2 separate regions of the Homo sapiens genome follow, and region 2 is linked to region 1. A link is a contact called in ENCODE POLR2A ChIA-PET data. All regions are on one chromosome and are shown on one strand. The core of a region is the stretch at or near the end of the contact, and the rest is flanking DNA. Distances in the headings are between cores, read along the strand shown. Region 1 overlaps RUBCNL (rubicon like autophagy enhancer). Region 2 overlaps RCBTB2 (RCC1 and BTB domain containing protein 2).

What was found. ChIA-PET counts read pairs that join two places held with the same protein, here RNA polymerase II (POLR2A).
Region 2: POLR2A ChIA-PET joins it to region 1 with 10 read pairs in PC-3. The contact joins two enhancer-like sites. POLR2A ChIA-PET finds 5 or more read pairs at or near these places in 2 of 52 experiments (PC-3 and activated CD4-positive, alpha-beta T cell).

Annotation. Positions count from the first base shown.
Region 1 is chr13:46,332,512-46,335,369 of GRCh38, forward strand. It overlaps RUBCNL (rubicon like autophagy enhancer), which reads right to left. Exons shown (of 15, transcript NM_025113.5): 15 at 2,170-2,858. Among named protein-coding and RNA genes, the nearest start is that of LINC00563, 36 kb to the left of the region's middle. RefSeq lists a silencer at 1,604-1,683. Within about 2 kb of position 1,605, at least 2 of the 41 ENCODE cell types and tissues checked have a DNase peak (open chromatin) inside an H3K27ac peak, as active enhancers do.
Region 2 is chr13:48,491,834-48,494,533 of GRCh38, forward strand. All of the region lies in intron 14 of RCBTB2 (RCC1 and BTB domain containing protein 2), which reads right to left. Among named protein-coding and RNA genes, the nearest start is that of RCBTB2, 40 kb to the right of the region's middle. RefSeq lists an enhancer at 1,648-1,727. Within about 2 kb of position 1,283, at least 31 of the 41 ENCODE cell types and tissues checked have a DNase peak (open chromatin) inside an H3K27ac peak, as active enhancers do.

The sequences.
Region 1 (2,858 bases), core at 355-2,854:
CCACAATTATAAAATAAAAAGGCTGTGAGCTCTAGCTTCCTGTAAAAATGGCAGCCTGAACGTACGTTTACTTTTGCATACTGCTGAAGTCCCTCTAAAGCAATGGTAGAAAGACTGCTCAAAAACAACAATTAAGGAATTATTCTAAAGACATGAACTTACAAGAACAGAAAGGATGAAGGAAGAGACATCAGCAACAAAACTTTGGGAGCCGGAATGTCAGTGGAGATGCTGTAACTGACTGCACCATCTTTTTTTTTTTTTCTTTCTTTTTTTTTTTTCTTTTCTTTTTTTATTATACTTTAGGTTTTAGGGTACATGTGCACATTGTGCAGGTTAGTTACATATGTATACATGTGCCATGCTGGTGCGCTGCACCCACTAACTCGTCTGCACCATCTTAACCCCACTTCCCTTTTCTGACGTTTTTCCTCCTCTGTGGGGAACTGGAAGGGGGCAGCTACTGAGATCCCACATGGATCCACACGGACCCAGATGGCTGCAGGGGCTAGGGGCAGGGGCCTGGCATGGGGCATCAGGGTCAGCCCTGCCCCATGCTTTGGCCATCTGGACGCTACAGCAGAGACAACATGTCACAACTTCAGGTTGGGGAGGAGAGGAGGTAGTTAACAGAGGAAGTTAACCTAATTGGAATCAGGTTTGGCCAGAAAAAGGCAATAAATTCTGCATGCGTTTGTGTTTGTGTTTGTAATGTGTGTGTATATGGAGAGTGTTCCCTAGCATGCATCTTTGGGAGACTTCTCCAGGGGGTCCTAGGACTACTCTGCAAGGGAATGGGAGGGCCTGGTGGCATTTGTGGTATGCAGCCTGACCCACTCTCCTGCCCCCATGGTGTGAGGAAGATGTACTTATTGGAGCATTTTTATAGGTCATGCTTTAGAACCAAGTGAGAGCCTGAGGAGGAGCTGGAATCAGAAGGTGATTCTGACTGTTTAAAACTGTCAACTTCGGAGGCTGCAAGGGTCTCTAGAGTACACACTGGGTCAGGTTCACACCTGTGCTTCCGGAGCAAGGCTGATGCTCAGTGATAGATTTTTAAATTGTCTTCAACTGAGAATTGCTGGATACATGAGATCACCCAAGGAGTAAAGATGCAGAAGATGGGCGATGGAGACCTGAAAATTGTGGTCAGTTTTCCAGTACCAGGAGAGCTTTGTGCAGATGCACATATATCAGCATCCTCAGTTGGCCATGGCCACCAAGAGCAGCTCCCTGAGTAAAATGACTAGCCAAGAGGGTGGCACATGTTCTGTGACTAGTCAGGACATGGTCAGAATGTCACTTTAGCTCACAGGCCACCGTGAATGGCCATAGTGCAGGAAAGGTGTCCACCCAGCTTTCTATAGAGTTCAGGGTTGGAAGAAACATATAAATATCACACAGGACATATATACAGTAAAAACTTACTCATATATCTCAAGTTCAGTTTAATTAGGTGCCTGAATTTTTATGTGCCAAATCTGGCCTACTAGGGCTGTGCCACTCCCACACCAATTCTCTCATCCAAAGACGGGGCCCCAGGAAGCTCAGCCGAAATGTGGCCAATCTGGACTCTGACAGTGAAAGACGGTTGACAGGGAGGTGACTCTGAGGAAATCCAATGGCAACTGACATGTGCTCTGAAGGTGGAAACCACCAGCATTAGGTTTTCATAAGCACTAGCACCAGAAGAGAGTAACTGTTCTAAGCTACATCTCGGTGTGCTTTACATTACTGCACTTTCACTTCCATTATCTTGTTGGATGCACACAATCACCCTGCAAGGTTGGTGTTATGTGCCACTTTCCAGATAAGGGAGCCAAGACGCAGAGATTAAATGAGCTGTCCAAAGTCACTGCACTTGAAAGTGTCTAAGCCACCCTTTCCATGTAGGTTTCCTGACTGTTAACGGTCCACTCTACATTCTCATGATGCCCATGGGCCAAAACAATCACTCTTTCCTCCCCACGACAACTGATTGAATGGGAAAGGGTCCCTTAGGAAAGTTGATGTTATTTTTATGGAAGACTCAGAGGGTCAGACGAGCAGGAGGGAGGTATAATGATTCAGATGTGTGAATTATACCAGGGCTGAATAAAGAGGTTATAGAGAAGTTATGATTCAGAAAGGAAGGGGGATGGACTAAGGGTAGGCAGGGGAGCTTGGAGGCCAGGGGGAAAAAAAACACTGAATTTTATACACAAAGTGATAGACAAGATGCTAAACATACTTTTCATAACTTATATCATTTAATCTGTACGACAACCTTGTGAGACAGATTGTCAGCATTTTACAAATAGGAAACCGGAGTCTTAAGAAATTTGAGCAACTTATCACAAATCACAGGACTAGAAGTGAAAGGATCCAAGTGCTTCTGGCTCTAAATTCTGGATCACTTAGACTCACTGTACCCCAAAGGAAAGTGGGGGAAGATTTGGGGGTATACTAAGGGCAAGAGGAATTTTTAAAGAGGTTCCTGATGGAGGGAAGAGAGGAACAGCTCAGGAAGTGGTGCAGGTCAAGCCCAACAGGAAACCTACTTGGGTAAAGAATTTGGACTTTTTTTTTTTTGAGATGGGGTCTCACTCTGTCACCCAGGCTGGAATGCAGTGGCGGGATCATGCCTCACTACAGCCTCAAACTCCTGGGCTCGATCGATCCTCCCACCTCAGCCTCCTGGGTAGCTGGGAATACTGGCACACACCATTGTGCCCAGCTAATTTGTGTCTTTTTGTTGTTGTTGTTGTTGTTTTTTTTTTTTTTTTTTTTTTTTTAAGAGACAGGGTCTCGCTATGTTGCACAGGCTGGTCACAAACTCCTGGGCTCAAGTCATCCTCCTGCATTGGCCTCCCAAAGTG
Region 2 (2,700 bases), core at 33-2,532, 2.2 Mb after region 1:
ATTAAGGACAGGACTTGGAAAGAGTTCCTGTGATTCTAAGAATTCAATAAATTGGCATAGGGTGGTGGTACTGGTTATAGGGGAATTCTGTCCATAGAAAACAAGGCCCCCATTATTTTTCAGTTAAAGAATTGTAGTCTATTTTGAATGCTACCACTCTGTATGGCTTCATGTTCAAAATGGGGCCCTCTGTTCTGTCCTGCAGTCCTACCACATTCTCCTAGTTTGCTCATTCTCCTACAGGACTCTCATACTTCTCCCCATAAGCCTGACATCTCCCCTCTCATCCTCATCCTCAGCTGACATGACTTCCTATTTCACTGAGAACCAGAATCACTTGAAAAGAACCTCCACAAGCTCTCCCCACCACGTCTCCTTGCCTATTACAGAGAGGCCTGTGGATGCAATCTTCTCTGGATCAAAGGTCCAAGACCCTATAGAAAGCAGAGCCCTTGCTCTGTCACTAGATCCCACTGCTCCACCTACTAAGGGGCCCTGCTCTACCAACTGTCCCCTGCATCACTGGCTTGTTCCCCTTCACTGAGTCATTTGCATCATTAGACAAGCTTCCATTTCCCACATCTTAAAAAAGTAAAGATGTTTTACCTCAAATGCCCCAAAGCTCTTCCTTTTTATCTTTATAATAAAATTACCATGAAAAGCTGCCTCTATTCCCCATCTTCAGTTCCTCTACTTCCACGCTCCGATCAGACTTCCCGCCTCACTGCGCTAAAACTGCTTGCCAAGGCCCCTCCGGCGTTCTCATCGCCAAACCCACTCGTCAGTTCTCAGTCCTCGTGCAGACGTGCCAGCAGCATCTGGTGTGGTTCGGACTTCTTCCTTCCTGTTTCGCTTTCTTTCCCAGCCTGCAGGAAACGGTCTGCTGGTTTCTCTCTTCCGTTACTGCTCACTCCTCTTCAGTCTCCTTTGCTGGTGTCTCCTTATCTCCTTAACCTCTAAGCACAGAGTGCTCAGGACTTAATCTTCAAACCTGTCTCACGTCACTGCCTCATAGCTTTGACTTCAGCACATTTCTCTCTGACTTCCAGGCTTGCTTATCCAATTTGCTTATTAGACATTTCCATTTGGATGTCTAATAGACATCACATACTTCTCATATTCAAAACCAAATTTCTGATATTTCCCCCAAAATGTTGCTCCTATCTTCTATATCTCAATAGATGCCACTTTCATCCTTACAGCTGCTGAGGGACAGAACCTCCTCAGTCGTCTTTTTTTTCCTCACATCTAATCCATCCGCACATCCTGTTGGCTCTACTTTCAAAATGTATTCAAAATCTTAACCACTTTTTACCATCCCCACAGGTGATAACTTGGACCAATCCACCATCATCACTTACTGGATTATACAGCCTCCTAAGTACCCTCCTTCACACACACACACACACACACACACACACACACACTCTTCTCTCTCTCACCCTCTCTCTCTCTCCACACACACACACACACACACACACACTCTCTCTCTCTCTCTCTCTCTCTCTTCTCTTCTCTCTCTCACCCTCTCTCTCTCTCCCTACCTCCCTCCCTCCCTCCTCAACACAGCAGCCAGGAGGCAGGAGGATTACTTCAAATGCCCATCATATCTGCTCCTCTCCAAACCCTCTGATGGCCACTCACCTTGGAACTCTGATTCCTGAAACTTGCCTATGGACTCTGCAGGCCCTGCCTCCTCCCACACACGCCACTGTGCACCTCCACCGCACCATCTCCCTGCCTCATCAGCTACTTCCCTCCCCACTGTGCTCCCTCCACACCGGGCTTGCTTTTCCCAGAACACACCACCCACACCTCCTTCAGGTCTCTGCTTGAGTCACCTGCTCACTGATGTCTTGCCTCCCTGACCATTCTATTTAAAATTTCAACTTTCATCTCAGGATGGCATTCCCTAGGCTGTCTTCCCTGTCTTACTTCTTTCCATATCACTTGTCACCATCTGACATACTATATATCCTATTCATTTATTGATCACCTATCTCCCCTCACCAGAAATTCCCATGAGAGCAGAGATTTTGGATTGTTTTGTTCATTTGCAGTACCCCAGTGCGTAGGGCAGTGCCAGGCATGTAGCAGGCACTCAGTGAATATTTGTTGAATCCATGCATAAATACTCCTGATTTCAAAATACTGAGGACAATGGAGAATTGTAGTTAAACATGCGGTTTTAAAATGTGCCCAATCTTGGACTGTATCCCAGTTTTGCAGTTTACTAGTTTACTCAGATTACTTAATCTTTCCAAGCTTCAGTTTTCTCATTTATAAACTGGATCTAATATAATAATGCCTATGTCATATAAGGTTGTTTTGAGGAGTAAATGAAACATGAACTGTGCTTAGAATAATCCCTGGCTCATATTAATTATGTACTAAGTGACAGTCCAGCATGAGGGATAATAATTTGCTGAAAGAGCCCATTTCTTGCTTATTTGAGCCAGGCAAATCAAATACAGCACTGTTCTTTATTTACGAAAGCTTGTATTTTACATTAAGTACATATACAGTCTATTTTACTTATAGTCTATTATACTAATTTAGGGTACAGCAATTAGCTGGACAGGCTGTAGTACAACAGTGCATCTCTATAGGCAAAACTGAACATCCATGAAAGGGGTATTTAGTAGGTACCTACTCTGTGTCAGACACCGTCCTAGGCGCTGGGGATATGGTTGTGAGCAA